Regions from separate parts of the Homo sapiens genome. Here region 1 is linked to region 2. A link is a loop called in an ENCODE intact Hi-C map of the cell type or tissue named here. Cell type or tissue: OCI-LY7. All regions are shown on one strand. Links, peaks and the distances in the headings refer to the core of each region. The heading gives the core; the rest is flanking DNA.

Region 1 (9,289 bases), core at 2,832-5,331, 54 kb after region 2:
ATTACCAGCCCCAAACACCAACAGTGCTGAGGTTGTGAAACTTCATTATTCTGCAGGGTAACTTATCTTCCTAAAAGATTTAAAGTATTAATATATTGCAATGCTTAATATTTTTAAAAGGTTAGTAATTTAACATTATAACATTCATGTATTCATTACTCAATTGCTACTGTAATAGATGCAGTAGTAATAATAATAACAGTAAAGATGTTAACATTTTTTGAGGCATTACTATGCAAGTTGTGGCTTTGGGCTAAAGTCCTTTCTTTACATTAGGGATGGGCAAACTATGGCCCATAGGCCAGATGTGACAAGCCAGCTGGTTTTTGAAAATAAAGTTTTATTGGAACAGAGACACACTTTTTCATTTACATATTGTCTGTGGCTGCTTTCTCACTATAATGGCAGTTAAGCAGTTATGATAAAGACTGCATGGTCCACAAAATCTAAAATATTTGCTATCTTGCCCATTACAGAAACAATTTACAGACTTAACATGACTGTCTAATTGATCCTCACAAACCTCTCTGAAGTCAGTATTTTTATTATTCCTATTTTACAGATGGGGAAATTGAGCTAAAAGAGATTAAGTCACATACTCAACTCACATGATTAATAAAAGTGGCAGAGCAGAGATTCAAACCCACCCAATCCGCCTCCCAAGTCTGTGCTCTCTATTGGACTTGACAGTATTTCTGTAAAGTAATGAAAGGAAAAAGTTACCTTTGGAATTCCTATACATAGTTTGCTCACATCTGCCAAACTGGGAAGCATGAATGGTTTATTAATAGGTTCATGTACTGTGGTAGAGTCCCTGGGGTCAGGTCCGGCCAGTGCACCTGTAAGGAGCAATACTTATGAATGACAGATATATTGTTTTATAGAGAAGCTGTTGCAAATGATATAGAATTATATAAATACCCAACACAATTGCTGCATCATCCACACATCTGGTTAAGATTCCTGGCACATCCATCGAATTCACCAGGGGAATGAGACCATGACGGGAAACTAAGCCATAGCTTGGTTTGAAACCAACAAGCCCACAGTGGGCAGCAGGATTTCTGGTCGATCCTCCTGTATCTGATCCTAAAGCCCTGGAATTTAAATGGAATTATCTTTAGAAGAATGATATATCTCTAATTATATTTGGAATCTACCCTTTCAATTGTATATTTTTAAACTGTATTTTCCTCTGATTACACAAAAGTAACACATGTTCATCTCAGAGAATTCATAAAGTACAGAAAACTTTAGGTACTCAATATTCCAATACCCAGAGGAAAACACTGTTAACATTTTGGCATATTAAGTTCAAGTCTTTTTAAAAATGCATTTTTTTCACCGTTGAGATAATTCTGTAATCATGAGTTTCCATCCCTTTTTTAACATTAGCTTTTTACTATGTCATTAAAATTCCTGAAAATGTAAAGTATATGTAATATTCCATCATATAAATTCGTGATTCCTGGTATTTTAAAGTCCATTCTCCTTTCAATATACATATAAATCTTGCACTTTCTTCTGATGTTGATATTGAAAACAAATCAAATTAATGGCAATTTTGCAGTATGCTTTTACAGACTAAATACGCCCCTCCTAGAAATTCAGATACAGCCCTTTGCTACCCACCCCATTTAGAATCATGGATTGAGATGTTTAATAATTTAAACTCTTACGTTGTTTCTAACTAGAATAACTATTTAATAAATAACTTTGTTATGAAAATCTCTGAACATAAATTTTTGCTTATGTGTGAGTACTTTTTAGGCTAGCTTCCAAGAAGTAGACTTAGTGCACATAAGTTTCTGATATATGCTGTCAAATTACTTGTCAGAAAGATTATGCCAATTTATATCCCTAGTTGCAGTGAGTCAGATTGTGTTTTAAAGTTTCAGTACCGTCACTGAGTACTAGTAATTTTTAAAATTGTTAGTGTGATAACCAAAAAGTTTTTATTAATGTGCATTTTAAATAATTTTGCACACTTATTTATACATGCATTACTCAACTACAAAGTGACTGTTCATTTCTTTACCCAGTTACCTACAGAGTTTGTGTTGTTCTTATTTTAAAAAAACAAAAAACGGACCTGGAGGACATTATGCTAAATGAAATAAGCCAGTCACAGAAAGACAAATACTACATGACACCACGTACATGAGATAACTAGAGTAATCAAATTCATAAGACACAAAGTAGAAGGTGGTTACCAGGGCTGGGAGAGGGTTGAAGGGTACACAGTTTTAGCGTTGCAAGATGAAAAGTGTTCTGAAGACTGATTGCATGTTTTTAATACTTTTGAACTGTACTTTTAAAAATGGTTAGGCTGGTACATTTTATGTTATGTGCATTTTACCACAATTAAAAAACCATTTCAGGAAAACAGAAGTTGTGCTGTAGAACAGTACATATCTACTATAAAAATTAAAATATTATATAACTATATGATGTATAAAGTAAGATTACTCTTAGAATCACAGCCCCCACAATAACCGTTACCAGTTCTGACATGCATTCATCCAGACATGCAGTACTTCCATGCAATGACTGACATATATACCTATGCAATTGTTACTTTTAACAGAAATGGGTTCTGCAACTTATTTTTCACTTAACAATTTATCTTGGTTATTTTTCCATGTCATTGCATAGTGCTCTAACTTATTCTTTTTAGTGGCTGCACAGTACTCCAGGAATCTTCCTATTTTAAAAGCTATTGTAAAAGAAACAAATCAAAAAGGGGTAAACAAATCAAAAAGGGGTAAACAAATCAAAAATAAGGAAACAAAAGCAGAACACTTTACAGTTTGAGATACATTCAATCTGAAGTTATTTTTGGTCTGTACTTCTGTTGCTTATATTTAAAGTGAAGCTTTGGACTGAACAATGCTCCTAACAATAACATGGCACTTGTGCCCTACAGAAAATGCAAATTAGATTTCCTTTCTTACAGTGTCAAGTTAAGCTACAAAATCAGACTGTTGCTTTCACAATTTTAAAAGATACATTTTCTTATTAGCATTCACTGACGGCTATGTAAAAGTAAAACTTACATTTCCATAGGAATTATGTGTCAAAATGCCATCTACTAAAAAGCACATTCAGAAAGATGAACACTAAGTGGGATGATGAGGACAGAAAAAAAGCACCTAATCCTGCAGTCCTAACTTGTCAGAACTCACATTAATATTAATGCAATGCTATAAAATTTCACAGAGATAAAATGAAATGGTTTTACTTGTTAATAAGATTTTAGGAAAACTGAAAAAAAATCTGTAGAACTCACATCTCCATAGCTCTAAAAAAATATAAATGATTTATGGATTGCAATGTGTGTGAAAGAACTTAGTTTTAATGGATAATTAAGGGGAGATAAAATACAAAACTATTACTAAAGAAACACATTCATTTTGATTAAATTGAGACTGATAAACACAGCAACAGCCATATTTACTTTCTTTTCTTTGGGTAGTTAAGAAATGCTTTACAAATGGAACTGAAAATATGATCAATGGATTCTTACCAAATACAAAGTATGATAGATAAACAGAATCAGCACCTAACAAGCTTGAAAAAACTTTACTTACTGATGTACATTTTTAATTGCAGATTCCTGAAAACACTATTTAAAATATCTTATTAATACATATTAGCATTTTTTCTTTTTTTTCAAAAGATTGATCTTGCTGAAGGATAAACATTACCAACAGTTTAGTTCAGCAGCACTCAACTAAAGCCATTGTATGTTAGTCCCTAAATATTTGTATAATCAGTGAGCACACACTCAAATTATTTAAAAATGAAATGCAATGAAGTTCATTTATGTTCGATGCTTTATTCTGCAAGATCCACAAAATCATATTTTAAGAGAACCAGATACTATGGAGAAAAATTTGTTATTTTAAAGTTAAAAGTATTAAATATACATAGTGTACTGTACAGTTGAGTGCAACTCAAGATATAATTTTGATATACCTTTGAGCACATATAGCTCACTAGAAAGAAAAATACCAGGATATGAACTACTCTATTGCTGGATACAGTTTATGACTGTTTGTATTTGGGTGGGTTTTAAAATACAGATAGAGAAAAGCATCTTACGCGTAGCATGTGAACGCCGATACAGCAGCTGCACTCCCACCTGAGCTTCCTCCAGTTATCAGCCAGTCTGAATCTTCATTCTCGCTGTGGGGATTCTGCTTCCTCTTTTCTCTATATTGTTTTGAATAACTCCAGGGGTTTTTAACTGGTCCAAATACACCATCTGTGCTCCCAGATCTGATGACGAAGTGAAGCAAGATACCTTAGTAAAACTTTCATTTTATGTGAAAATTTCATCTTCTGAGTATATTATTTGCTTCTGACACTCATTGAGCATTTAAGAACCCACTGTAGCTTGAATTGAAAAAGGTGGGAAGCCTGTTCAGATGTAGCTTTCATTAATTGACAGTTGCGGAGGATGGGAAGGAAGAGCATTTGTGGTAGAAAATAGACAAAGCTAATCTGCTAAGAAAAGATTTTGCCTCTTTTGATCATCCAATTCAACTGAAGATGATTTCCCTTGTGAATCAAGGTCTTCCAGCTGAAAAGGGTTACATTCAAACAGTTAAGAACTTCTGAACCAGAAGTTCTATGAAAAACATTACAAGTGGAATGCTAATAACTTAAATTTTTGAAATGATTTTATTCTCAGATAAATTGCAAAAATAAAAATAACATATAAAGCACTTTATACCCTTTACCCAGACATACCTACGGTCAACATTTTATCCCTTTGCTTTACTACTTGTGTGCTCTGTGTACGTTTGTACATATGTACATATATACACAAAGTATGATAGAAACTTAAGGGTATCTTAAGGGTAACTTACATGTATATCATAGCCCTTTATCCCTAAATACTTTAGTGTGTATTTCCTAACAATAAGGATATCACATTATACAGTCACAGTATAGTTATCAATCTCAGTAACATTAATATCAATACAATAATTTTTTTTTTCTTTTTTGAGACGAGTCTCGCTCTACTGGCAGTCTGGAGTGCAGTGGCGCGATCTCGGCTCACTGCAACCTCCGCCTCCCAGATTCAAGCAATTCTCCTGCCTCAGCCTCCCGAGTAGCTGGGACTACAGGTGCGTGCCATCACGCCGGGCTAATTTTTGTATTTTCAGTAGAGACGGGGTTTCACCACGTTGGCCAGGATGGTCTCAATCTCTTGACCTCGTAATCCACCCGCCTTGGCCTCCCAAAGTGCTGGGATTACAGGGGTGAGCCACCACGCCCGGCCTACAATACTTTTATCGAATCTACTGTATGTAATTCAATTCTGTCAACTGATTCAATAATGTACTTTGGCTGGGTGCAGTGGCTCACGCCTGTAATCCCAGCACTTTGGGAGGCCGAGGAGGGCGGAACACGAGGTCAGGAGATCGAGACCATCCTGGATAACACGGTGAAACCCCATCTCTACTAAAAATACAAAAAATTAGCCGGGCGTGGTGGCGGGCGCCTGTAGTCCCAGCTACTCGGGAGGCTGAGGCAGAAGAATGGTGTGAACCCGGGAGGCGGAGCTTGCAGTGAGCCGAGATCGCGCCACTGCACTCTAGCCTGGGTGACAGAGCGAGACTCCATCTCAAAAAAAAAAAAAAAAAAAGTACTTTATGGCATTTTATCTCCTTCCTGGATCAAATCTAGAGTCAGGTCTTCCATTTAATTATCATTGTCTCTCTCTTTTTTTTTTTTTTTTGAGACAGTCTCGCTCTATTGCCCAGGCTGGAGTGCAGTGGCATGATCTTGGCTCACTGCAAGCTCCGCCTCCCGGTTTCAAGTGATCCAGGTTCAAGCGATTCTCATGCCTCTCGAGTAGCTGGGACTACAGGCATCCACTACCATGCCTTGGCCTCCCAAAGTGCTGAGATTACAGGTGTGGGCCACTGTGCCCAAGCTCACTGTGATTTTAATTTTGAATTCCACTAATGATCAACGATATTAAGCATTGTTTCATGTGTTTGTCAACTATGTTTTAATCTCTGATGAAACGTCTTCTTAAATCTTTTGTTCATTTTTTAAAAATAGGGTTGCTTGTTTTCTTATTGAGGTGTGAAATGTTCTATGTATTTTGGATATCGGTTCTTTCTGAGATACATGTTTTGCAAATATTTTTCTCTCAGTCTGTGGCTTGCGTTTTCACTTTTTTAGTAGCATATTTCAAAGTACAGAAGTTCTTAATTTTAATGAAGTCTATTAATTTTTTTTTTTTTTTTTTTTTTTTTTTTGAGAAGGAGTCTTGCTCTGTCACCCAGGCTGGAGTGCAGTGGCGTGATTTCGGCTCACTGCAACCTCTGCCTCCCGGGTTCATGCCATTCTCCTGCCTCAGCCTCCTGAGTAGCGGGGACTACAGGCGCTCGCCACCACGCCCGGCTAATTTTTTGTATTTTTAGTAGAGACAGGGTTTCACTGTGTTAGCCAGGATGGTCTCAATCTCCTGACCTTGTGATCCACCTGCCTCGGCCTCCCAAAGTGCTGGGATTACAGGTGTGAGCCACCGTGCCCGGCCAAGTCTATCAATTTTTTAAGTGGATTTGTGCTTCATGTGTCCTATCTAAAAGAACTCTGACTAATTCAAGGTCACTAATACTTTTCCCTGTTTTTTTTAATTTTTTTTTTCTGTAGAGACAGGGCCTCACTATGTTGCCCAGGCTGATCTAGGACTCCTGGGCTCAAGCAATCCTACTGCCTCAGTTTCCCACAGTGCTGAGATAACAGGCATGAGCCACCAGGCCCAGCATCCCCTACATTTTCTTGAGTTTTATGATGTTAGGTTTTACTTTCTTTATCTCTTATCCTGGAAGATTTTCACAGCCCTTTTTTTGTTTTCATATGATATTTTAATAGAATGGTTCTCATTTTGGATTTATCTTTTGTTTCCCCATTATTAGAGTCAGCTTACACATTCTCAGCTGGAATATTACATAGGTGATATTGTATCCTCAGACAATTACATCTGGAGGCACATAACGTCCACTTCACCCTCACTGGTGATGTTAATTTTGATCAGCTGATGAAGGCAATTTCCTGAAAGCCTTTGTTCAAATATACTCTCATGGATTAGTTCATTCAACATATATATAATGAATTCCAAGATATACCACTCTGAACTATACACGCAAGGACTCTTGTTTCTATGAAACAGAGAACAATGACCAAGCAAATATTACAAATGTGACAAGTGTCATAAAAGGGTAAGTATAAAGTACTTTTGGTGAAAGACTGCTGTTCCCTAAGATCAAGATCAAGGCAAGGAAATCTGCTCTCACCACTTCTATTCAACATTGCACCTAAGGCCCTCACTGGTGCAGTAAGGCAAGAAGAAGAAATAAGACTAACTCTATTTGTAGACTACACAATTTGCTACATAAAATATTCCACAGAATCCACAAAGATCAACTAGAACTAATAAGCAAGCTTTAACAAGGTCATGGGATAAAAGGTCAATATAGAAAAATCAATTATGTTTCAATGTACTAGCAATAAACAATTAGAAACTGAAAAAAATACAATTTTCTATAGCATTAAGAAACATGGCTGGGGGCGGTGGCTCACGCCTATAATCCCAACACTTTGGGAGGACGAGGCGGGCGGATCACAAGGTCAGGAGTTTGAGACCAGCCTGGCCAATATGGTGAAACACTGTCTCTACTAAAAATACAAAAATTAGCCGGGCGTGGTGGCATGTGCCTGTAGTCCCAGCTACTCAGGAGGCTGAGGCAGGAGAATCTCTTGAACCCAGGAGGCAGAGGTTGCAGTGAGCCGAGATTGCACCATTGCACTCCAGTCTGGGTGACAGAGTGAGATTCTGTCTCAAAAAAAAAAAGAAAAGAAACATAAAACACACGAATAAATCAAATTATATGTACAATTTATATGCAGGAAATCATAAAAACATTCCAGAGTAAAACAAAATGTATGAGAAGACATGTATTATGATGCCGATTCTTTCCAAGTTGATCTATAAATTCAACACAATCACAATCAAAATCCCATTAAACTTGTTTGTAGAAATTAGCAAGCTTATTCTAAAACATATCAGAATATAACAGATCTAGATTATGTAAAATGATTTTGAAAAAGAAGAACAAAGTTAGAAGACTCTTACTACATAATTTCAAGGCTTACTATAAAGCTATAATAATCAAGATGGTGTGACACTGGAATAAACAGAGATGCAACAGAGTCCAGAAACAGACCTACTGAATGTGCTTGATTCTTGACAAAAAAACCTAAGATCATTCAACAAGAAAAGGATAATCTTTTTTATTATTAGTGCTGGAGTTAATGGACATCCATATGTTGAATAAATGGACTTTATTCATACTATATACGAAAATCTAATTCGAAGTGAATAACAGATCTAAATGTAAGAGCTAAGACTATAAAACTTCTAGGAAAAAATTCTTTGTGACCTTTGTTAGGTAAAGATTTCTTGGCCAGGCACGATGGCTCACGTCTATGATCCCAGCACTTTGGGAGACCAGGCGGGCAGATCACCTGAGGTCAGGAGTTTGAGACCAGCCTGGCCAACGCGGTGAAACCCCATCTCTACTAAAAATACAAAATTAGCTGGGCCCGGTGGTGCGTGCCTGTAATCCCAACTACTCGGGAGGCTGAGGCAGGAGAATCGCTTGAACCTGGGAGGCGGAGGTTGTAGTGAGCCGAGATCGTGCCATTGCACTCCAAGCACTCCAGCCTGAGCAACAAGAGCACAACTGTGCTTCAAAAAACAAAAAACAAACAAACAAACAAAAAAGATTTCTTAGGACACATGAATCATAAAAGAAAAAAATTCAGCCAGGTGAGGTGATGTGTGCTTGCAGTCCCAGCTGCTCGGAAGGATGAGGTCAGAGGATCACTTGATGCCAGGAGTTCAAGACCAGCCTGGGTAACACAGATAAACCCCATCTTTAAAAAATAAAGGAAAAAATGGGCCTGGCACAGTTGCTTTTGCCTCCCAACACTTTGCTGGACCAAGCTGGGAGCACAGTTTGAGTCCAGGAGTTTGAGATCAGCCTGGGAAACCCAGTGAGACCCTGTCTATATGAAAGGAAGAAAACAAAAGGAAAGAAAGAAAAGAAGGCCGGGCGTGGTGGCACATGCCTGTAATCCCAGCACTTTGAGAGGCCAAGGCAGGTGGATCATCTGAGGTCAGGAGTTCAAGAGCACCCTGGCCAACATGGCGACACCCAATCTCTACTAAAAATACAAAACTTAGCTGGGAATGGTGGGGCAT
Region 2 (9,289 bases), core at 2,995-5,494:
GGGACATGGATGAAGCTAGAAGCCATCATCCTCAGCAACCTAACAAAGGAACAGAAAACCAAATACTGCATGTTCTCACTCATAAGTGGGAGTTGAAAAAAGAGAACACATGGACACAGGAAGGGGAACAACACACACGGGGAGCCTGTTGGGGGGTGGGGGCAAGGTGAAGGAGAACATTAGGAAAAATACCTAATGCATGTGGGGCTTAAAACCTACATGACAGGTTGATAGGTGCAGCAAACCACCATGGCACATATATACCTATGTATAGGTATATACAAACCTGCATATATATATACAAACCTGCACATTCTGCACATGTATCCTAGAACTTAAAGTAAAATAAAATAAAATAAAATAAAATAAAATAAAATATGTAAAAGACTACCAAAAAAAAGAACAAATATTATTCTAAATGGCAAAAGGAGGCTGGTAAGAGATTGTTCTAGAGAAGTAGCAGCCCCTGCATCATGAAGAAACTTTTCCTGTGAAGTTAAGAAATTTAGGCCATATCCTTCCTATATTTCCAAAAATGTGAAGGACCACTTGCATTAGAAGCACTTGGAGTCCCCAAAATTGACATTTTAAACAGAACCCCAGGTAATTCCATTTTGGGGTAATTTTGAGAATGCCAACTTATACCAACAGTAATTACCAGAAGGGTTTGAACTAAGGAGCAATAAATCAGATTTCCAGAGACCCTTCCTTTCCATTCTGCCTCCAGCCCACCCTTCCCCGAGTCAGTCCAATGCAGGACCAGCAGGGTTGTTTCATAAGTCAACTGCACCATTTCCTATGGAAAAGTTAGGCCACTTGGCCTCTCAATGCTGGAAAGGTTACTGGAAGTGGCCCTGGTTCCTGGAGCATCATGCTCCATCTGATTCACAGAACATAGCAAGATAACATCATCCTGGGACAGGGAAAGGAATAAATTCTGGGTCTTGTCTGAAAACCTGAAGCTGGTTTTGAAAGTTTATTGTTTGTTGTTTTTGTTTAAATTCCATAATAACAACAATCAAAATAGTTCTCCAAGGTGATCAGGACCATTTTTGCAAATGCTGGAGGAAGTAACCAGGGTAGAGGAAATCCTCTGGGTGGGTCTCAGAGCCTACCTGGAGTTGTTTTCATTCAGAATTTGGTGACATCAATCTAGGGAGGGAGATGGGCTGTCTCTAGAGATCCTGGTGAGTAACAACCATACAGAGCCAGAGAGCATCTCAGGAAACTTAAAATAACAGCAATAAGAACAAAGTGTCCTTCTCATAACGTGGTTCTCAAATGGGCGCACTGGTTCCATAGAACTTATGTTTATGGTTTCTTTTGAATAAACACAGAAATTGATCCTCCCAATCTTAAAACTTGAGAAACTTACATTTGTCTAACCTGAGTTCTTTTTTCTCAGGACACCAGCCATCAGGCCTCCCAGATAGAGTCAAGGAATGGAAACTTACCCAGTCACCACATCTGGGAAACACCAGACCCCTTGCCCATCATGATTGCCTAACTGCTGCCTGTGGATCAGCTCTTCTTCCTTATCCCCTCCCTCATTCCTGTTTTCCCACACTTAGTTGCATTTCTTCCCTGCTATATAGACTCCGAATTTTAGTCAGCTGAGGAGACAAATTTGAAACTGATCTTCCATTCTCCATCGCTGCAGCACCTGAATAAAGCCTTCTTCCCTGGCAATACTCAGTGATTGGCTTTCTGTGCAGCGAGCAACAGGACCTAGACCAAATCCCTGGCGTTTCAGTAACTACTCCATAGAGGGCAAAGGAAATGACTGAGTGACATAATGAAGCTTCCCCCTGCCTTTGAGAACAGAGAAACTCTAGGCAGTCGTTCTTAAAGTTTAGCACACGTCAGAATCACCCAGTGTTTTAAACACTGATAGCCAAGCCCCATTCCAGAGTTTCTGATTCTGTAGATCTGGGTGCAGCTTGAGAATCTGCATTTCTAACAAGTTCCCAGGTGATGCTGATGCTGATGCTTAAGGGGCCACACTGTGAGAATGACTGCTCCGTGGTAGGTAAAGGAAATCCTCTCATCAACATATTTTTTGCGTGGGCAATGGCCTCATTACCTTTCTGATGGAGAAAAACTAGGAATGTTGATGGGATGGATGCTGGGATCACGCTGAACATTCTTCCTTTTTTGTTTGTTTGTTTGTTTGTTTGTTTTTTTAGACAGAGTCTCATTCTGTGGCCCAGGCTGGAGTGCAGTGGTGCGATCTCGGCTCACTGCAACCTCCGCCTCCTGGGTTCAAGCAATTCTCCTGCCCCAGCCTCCCAAGTAGCTGGGACTACAGGTGTGCGCCACCATGCATTGCTAATTTTTGTATTTTTAATAGAGATGGGATTTCACCATGTTGGCCACACATGGTGAACTCCTGACCTCAGGTGATCCACCCACCTTGGCTCCCAAAGTGCTGGGATTACAGGCATGAGCCACCACGCCCAGGCTTGAACACTCCTCTTGAAGCCAAGAAACAGACTTGGGCCTACTTAATCAGATAATTATGCACCTGTTTCTATGAATCAAACCATAAACAACTGATGAGTGACTCATAATTATAGCTACCACTTATTAAGTGCTATCTATATGCCAGGCACATCATGCACATTTAATCGTCACAGCAGCCTGCTACCCCCTCCACACTAATCTTCCCGGGCATATTCCCACCCCAGGACCTTGGCATAGGATGGCCCCTAGACCTATGTAGAGGAAAATAAATGTCTTTCCTTCCCATCTTAGGTTCACAGCTGAGGCCCCTATAATAGAAGACAGATTAATAAGAGAAAAGTATAAAAATGTATTTAGTATAAGTTTTACATGGCATGGGAGACTTCATAAGAAAATGAAGACCCAAAGAAACAGGTAAACCCGTGTGTTTTTTATGCTTAGTTTGATGGAGAAGTATGATTGGACAAAGGAAATATGACCTAATGCTAATAAACTGGGGGAAACTTAGCAAGGGTTCTTTGCTCAAATTTTTCCGTGTGTCCCTGGGTCTTCAGAGATAAGGATGTCCCTTTCCTCTGCGTATAGGAAGGGTACCTCTTGAATGAGGGTCTTATGACCTGCTTCAGGGGAAAGTCAGAAAAATCCTTCCTAGGTTTAATTTGACCTGCTTCAGGCGAGGTCTTCTGCTTCTGCTGTTTTCTTTAATTCCAAGGTTCATACTTTGGGAAAATATGTCCTGAAATCCATCACCTGGAACGTGCTTCCCCAACACATCTCTCTCCGGCTCTTCTTTAAGGGTCTTGCAGATACCATTTTGTCAGAGAGGACTTCCCCTTCCCTGGCCACCCCATCTAGAATCTCAGCCCCACCCCTGTCGCCAACCCACCATCACTGCTTTATTCTCTCTCCGGAGCATTTATCGCTAACATTCTATATGTTTTGCTTGTTTATTATCTGTCTTCCTTATTAGCAGATAAGCACAAGGGCAAGCATTGTGTCTGGTACATAGAGTCTAGAACTCTTTAGTACGTAGTTAGAGGCAATACTTATTGATAGAAAGAACAAACTAAACCTTTAGAGAGCCAAGCCTTACTTGGCAAGGATGTGCAGAATTTGGTAACATGATGATTAGAACCCATCAGTTGAAAAAGCAACACATCTGACATTATTTCCTTGGTGGGAGCTGTTTAAATATGTGGGAAGAAAATATTAATAAGTAGAAATTAAAACAGAGAGGATGAGAAGTAGGGGATGAGGAAGAAGCAGGATGGGCTAAGAGGAAGTCTGGGCCATGGCACTACTTACTTTGGTCCTGGGGGCACTTCTCCCTGAGTCTCCTGTCAAGGGTGGCTCTGGGCAGGTAGGTATGTCACCCTGGCTCTTACTGGGGACAGAAAACAGCTGCTGTAGTTAGCAAGCCTGGAGAACCCTGTCCAGCCCAAATGCTGGAAAGCAGGGTTCATTTCTGAAATGACAAAGAACGGTTCATTGAAGGAGTAGCTTTCAAATAGCCAAACCAGCTAACTCTGGAGGGAGCTAGAACTAGGTTTTCACCCAGAAGTAGCAGCGGTTTGGCAGAATGGCGGCATTGAAGATGCAGGGTCAGAGTGAGGGGATTGTGCAGAAGCTAGCTGCGAGCCAGCCACCAGACAGACTCTTGAGGCAAAAGGAAGACTCTGAACCTATGATTTAACTGCGAAAACAGACTCTGGTTGGAAACACTGTCTGACAGAGCCCATGCCACGTGGAAAATATTAAACATTTCCTCTCTTGGCACCTGTTTCTAACAGACTGGAGTGTTGACTATTTTGCAACGATACATAAATTCGGTTTGTTAGTGAACTCCATGGAGAGTCCACATGCCCTGGCCAACGTGGCTTATCTCTTATTTAAACATGAAAAGAAAAGAAAGTGACTGAAAGATTGAGTTCACGGTGCTGTGCACACACAGGCAGGTGCTCTGTCATGCTTCACAGCACAGCACACAGGAAGCAAGAGAAGAAGGAACATAAAATACTGTAAAAAGCAACCAACAGACTTCACCCACAGTGATCAGCTGACCACCACTGGATTCATCTTAATTCCATAAACAGCAGTTGTAGAAATCAATTTAGAATACAAACTTACTCTTTAAATAAAAGCTAAGAAGTGAGAGTGATGATTGGGCTTACAATGGTTAAAGTCCCCAAATTGTAGAGTAGGTAATATGGCAAACCTTACTTCGTACTCCATCAAGAAATTGGTGAGGACCTAGTATGGGCTGCTGAGTAAAGACCGTATGTTGTGTGACAGTAGTCACAAAGCTAAGAGGCAGGCAGCTGCAGTCAGCCCAAAAGGGAGTAGCTATCAGGCTAAGGGCTCAGGCTAGGGTAGTGGAATTGTTAAGAGAGGTTACTCCACAATCAAAAAAGTTTAGGACATAACGGGTTAAACAAAGTTAAATGGGTCTCTTCTTTTATAGGCTAGGAATCTATAAGAGAAGATAACAGTACGGAGGGTTTCTCAAATATTTGACTGTAGCAGGTTTTTATTACAGAGCCCACGTTAGAAAAAACTGCTCTAAACTTCTTTATTTCATCTGCACCTACGTTGGGGAAGAAGGCTGTGGTCTCAGTGTGATTGTTTATAAGCAAACTTGGTTAGATTGGTAGGAAAAAGTTTGGTCACAACTAGATTAGTGAGTTTCTGAAATGGAAATTAAATTTCCTCAAGCCCTAAAACTGACTGTGACAAATGGTGACCTAGAGAGGATGCCCCTCCAGATGGGACTCAGGGTTGACCTTTTCTGGATATGCCTCACGCTGCAGGGCTTTAGACAAGACAAGATCTACCATCAGATACTAGTGTGTTTGTTTGTTTATTTGTTTTGTTTTTAAAGTGCTGTTTGCAACCTACCAAATTGATTTTATTAACCTTTAAGGGATTGCAATCTGTCATTTGAAAAACACTAAACTGTATCTAAACCTAAGCATATTGACATTCTTATACCCAGCCAGGCATGGTGGCTCATGCCTGTAATCCTAGCACTTTGGGAGGCTGAAGTGGGAGGATCACTTGAGCCCAGGAGCTTGAAACCAGCCTGGGAAACATAGGGAGACTTTGTCTCTACAAAAAAATTTAAACATTGGCCAATCATGGTGGTGCATGCCTGCAGTCCCAGCTATTCAAGAGGCTGAGGTGGCAGGATTGCGTGAGCCCAGGAGTTTGAGGCTGCAGTGAGCTGAGATCACACCACTGCACTCCAATCTGGGCGATAGAGCAAGAACTTGTCCCTAAAAAAAAAATTCTTAAATGCTTTTCCTCAAATAATTTGATGCTCGCTATTTTATGAGGTAAGAGAAGAGCAAAGGTGGGTTGGAGGAGCTTTAGTACCATGTCTTTCTTTCAGGAAAGGTAGTACCTAGGACCTTCTTCAGGCAATACAAGATCTGGACCAGACCCCTGGTTTTGAAAAAGAAGGGAGAACTGTGGTTAGAGTCGTTGCTAACATGTTGCTTTTAAATTTTAAATGTGATTTCATATTCTAATCTTATTCTGGAAGCAACTCACATCTATCTATTTCCTATGTTAGTTCTAATCAAGATCACAGATGAACTCCCAGATAACAGGATTGCTGTGGGTTTGGTCTGCAACACATTAGGTGGCTCTTAGGAGCAGGAAAAAGGAATATTTTTCTTTTCCATCTTGGATTAATGGCTGAGGCATTTATAACAAAAGACAGATTAACAAGAGAAAAGCATTAACATTTTCTGTGGCACAGCAGCCTTCAGGAATGAAGACCCAAAGAAAGGACTAAACCTGTGTATATTTTTTGTGTAAGTCATTGAAGAAGTGAATGCTTGTGGAGAAGTATGAATGGAAAAAGGGCATGTCCAATAGGAATTAACTGGGGAAAACTTAGTAAGGCCTGTTTGTTCAGATTCCTCTTTGTGTCCCTGTGTCTTCAGAAATAAGGAGCCTTCTTTGGTCTGGGTATGGGGAGGGCATCTCTGGAATGATGGCTTTATGACCTGCTTCAAGGGAGGTCATAAATACAGCAGGTAATTTGGCAAACCTTATTTCATATCTTCATCAACATTCAAGGGAGAAGGGCGAGGGGAAGGTGAGAGAGACCTTCCTGCTTCTGCCATTTTCTCCCATGCCAAGGTGCCATATTTGGGGCCAGTGTGTCCTGAACCCCATCACAGGCAATCACAGGGCAGGTAGGCTTATCTAAAGATGTTCTCTCCTTTCCCTCACAATTAGTGTCTTGATGTCAGCTCCTTGATACTGAGCCTGGCTGAGCTTCGGAAGAAAAGCAGACCCCCAGACCCAGGACCCCCATGGTCTCCTGCTGCATTGAGAAAGATTAATGGTTAAAAAATAGATGAAAAGATTCTCTTCATACCTTCCTACCATATCAGAGAGGCCTGAGCCTAAAAACCCTGGCCCCAACCCTGGGGTATGGTTTACAAGACCAGCCAGAGACCTTACCAGACCTCCTCATCCTCTGCTGTCCCAATGGCACTTCCAATGAATTTTTTTTTTAGCTAGCAATTGAATGTGATATTTTGCAAAGCACTGTGGTTTTTCAAACTTTATTTCAAGGGGTCTAGAAAATATTTTTATTTTCAGTTTTCTTTTTCCACTGTCTTTCTTCTCCGCTTGATTCACTTGATTTCCTTCTTAGTATTTTGTCCGTGAAATTCGTCAGTATTGTTCCTTGGATTAATATCTGAAATACAAAATGCAATCTTGTTTGGAAAATTAAAAGAAAACTATAAGTGTAGGTAATGGGGCTTGAGGAGCAGCGGGAGAGAAGAGGGGTAGCTGCAGGGGCTGGAGGGCCATAGTCCAGTGAGAATGGCAAATGATTTGATATAATTTCAAGACTAAAAAAATATAGATTTTTACCATCCTAAATCCATTTAACTGCTCAAATGATTATTGCTCCCCTGGTGTTTATAAAAAACATTGCAATGAAAGGAGACAGACTTACACAGACTTAAAGAGTTTTTAGAAACCATTAAACCCACTAAGTCTGTTTTTTTTTTTTTTTTTTCCCGATTGTTATGAATCCTAACTTAACCATTTCACTGTCTGCAGAAAAGGGACAGTGGCATTCTGTGGTCAAAGGGGTGGCTCTGGACACCACCTCTACATTCCTAGCTGTGCCAACAACTCTGTAGGTGATCAAGGGCAAGTCACCTCACCTTGCCAAGCCCGTTTCCTCCTTTTAAAATGGGAGGTCGGCCAGGCACGGTGGCTCATGCTTGTATCCCAGCACTTTGGGAGGCCGACGCGTGTGGATCACCTGAGGTCAGGAGTTCGAGACCAGCCTGGCCAACATGGTGAAACCCTGTCTCTACTAAAAATACAAAAATTAGCCGGGCATGGTGGCACACACCTGTAATCCCAGCTACTTGGGAGGCTGAGGCAGGAGAATTGCTTGGACCCGGGAGGCAGAGGCTGCAGTGAGCTGAGATCATGCCATTGCACTCTAGCCTGGGCAACAGAGCGAGATTTTGTCTCAAAAATAAATAAATAGGCTGGGCGCAGTGGTTCACACCTGTAATCCCAGCACTTTTGGAGGCCGAGCCCAGTGAATCACCTGAGGTTGGGAGTTTGAGACCAGCCTAACCAACACAGTGAAACCCCGTCTCTACTAAAAATAGAAAAAATTAGCCAGGCGTGGTGGCGCATGCCTGTAATCCCAGCTACTCGGGAGGCTGAGGCAGGAAAATCACTTGAACCTGGGAGGTGGAGAGCCAAGATCGCGCCACTGCACTCCAGCCTGCACAACAAGAGTGAAACTCCATCTCAAAAAAAAATAATAATAATAATAAATAAATAAATAAAAATAAAAAGTAAAATGGGGGATCATTCACAATTGTTCTCAGGGTATTGTCAGGATTAAATGAAACAATGTGTGATAAGCCCTCACTAAAAAGTCTGTCATATGGTGAATGCTCAATACATTTTATTTTGGAATGCTACATGAATAGAATTACTGCAAGTAAACCAAGATTCAGTCATTGGCAGAGAGTTGCATGAAAGCCCTGCAAGAGATGGAGATTGTAGGGGGAAAGTTCCCTGTAGGCCTTTTGCTCCATGTATTGAACACAGCAGATGTCAACCTGGAGTGATTTGCTCCCCAGGGGACATTTTCACACTAGTGTGTGTGTTGGTGGGAGTGGGAAGTGCTACTGGCATCTACTGGGTAGGGCCAGAGATGCTGCTTAACATCCTACATTGCACAGGACAGTCCCTGCAACAGAGTTATCTGGCCTCAAACGCCAACCGTGCAGAGGTGAGGACTAGCACAAGAGAACTAGCACAGTCCCTTTAGCCTCTTAGCTCCAGGAGTAATGCTTTCCTTTATGGCTAAAAAAAAAGTTGTAAATGGAGTTGAAACCTCCCTTGCAAAGATAATGACAATGAGAGAAGTCTAGCATGCCACCTCCATCTTGCTTCTAGACTCACAGGCTGGCTATCCTTGCTTAGTTGTGGGCACAGGCCAGGCTAACCACGGGAAGAATTTAGTTTATAATTTAACTTTGAAGCAAGGATGATAACAGTTCCTTCCTTAAACTGATCCCCTCCTTGTTCCGGGGCTGAAACCATCTTTGGTAAGACTAATGAAAGACCACAAGATTAGGATTATGAAGTTGAAACATTTCAAAATGATACAAAAATTGAATAGCCTTCTTGGTTTGGGGAGGGGGCGATGGCAGTATACAGAATACACTGACCTTGCCACTTTATGAGCAAAAGGTAGTTGTGGCTTACAAAAAAATGTTTCATAATATCCACAGGAAGTGAATAAAGATTCCCCTGCTGTCCCATT

Evidence for each region. Peaks named below come from ENCODE experiments on the same cell type or tissue, not always from the same donor. Only the 100,000 strongest peaks of a DNase experiment are listed, where the experiment ranks them.
Region 1: a loop joins it to region 2, with 5 times the contacts of the local background. A loop is called at or near these places in 3 of 110 quality-filtered maps.

The regions. Positions count from the first base shown.
Region 1 is chr6:106,644,017-106,653,305 of GRCh38, reverse strand. It overlaps QRSL1 (glutaminyl-tRNA amidotransferase subunit QRSL1), which reads right to left. Exons shown (of 11, transcript NM_018292.5): 5 at 4,105-4,281; 6 at 922-1,097; 7 at 724-839. Among named protein-coding and RNA genes, the nearest start is that of QRSL1, 19 kb to the right of the region's middle. In OCI-LY7, for the core only: no CTCF peak of the experiment used is centred there; DNase peaks (open chromatin) are centred at 2,895 and 4,195; H3K4me3 peaks cover 2,340 bases; H3K27ac peaks cover 2,500 bases.
Region 2 is chr6:106,697,730-106,707,018 of GRCh38, reverse strand. LOC105377927 (a long non-coding RNA gene) reads right to left here and starts at 4,127. Exons shown (of 4, transcript XR_942841.3): 1 at 4,018-4,127; 2 at 3,769-3,928. It overlaps LINC02526 (long intergenic non-protein coding RNA 2526), which reads right to left. Exons shown (of 3, transcript NR_149100.1): 3 at 7,025-7,177. In OCI-LY7, for the core only: no CTCF peak of the experiment used is centred there; DNase peaks (open chromatin) are centred at 3,318, 4,248, 4,758 and 5,178; H3K4me3 peaks cover 2,344 bases; H3K27ac peaks cover 2,500 bases.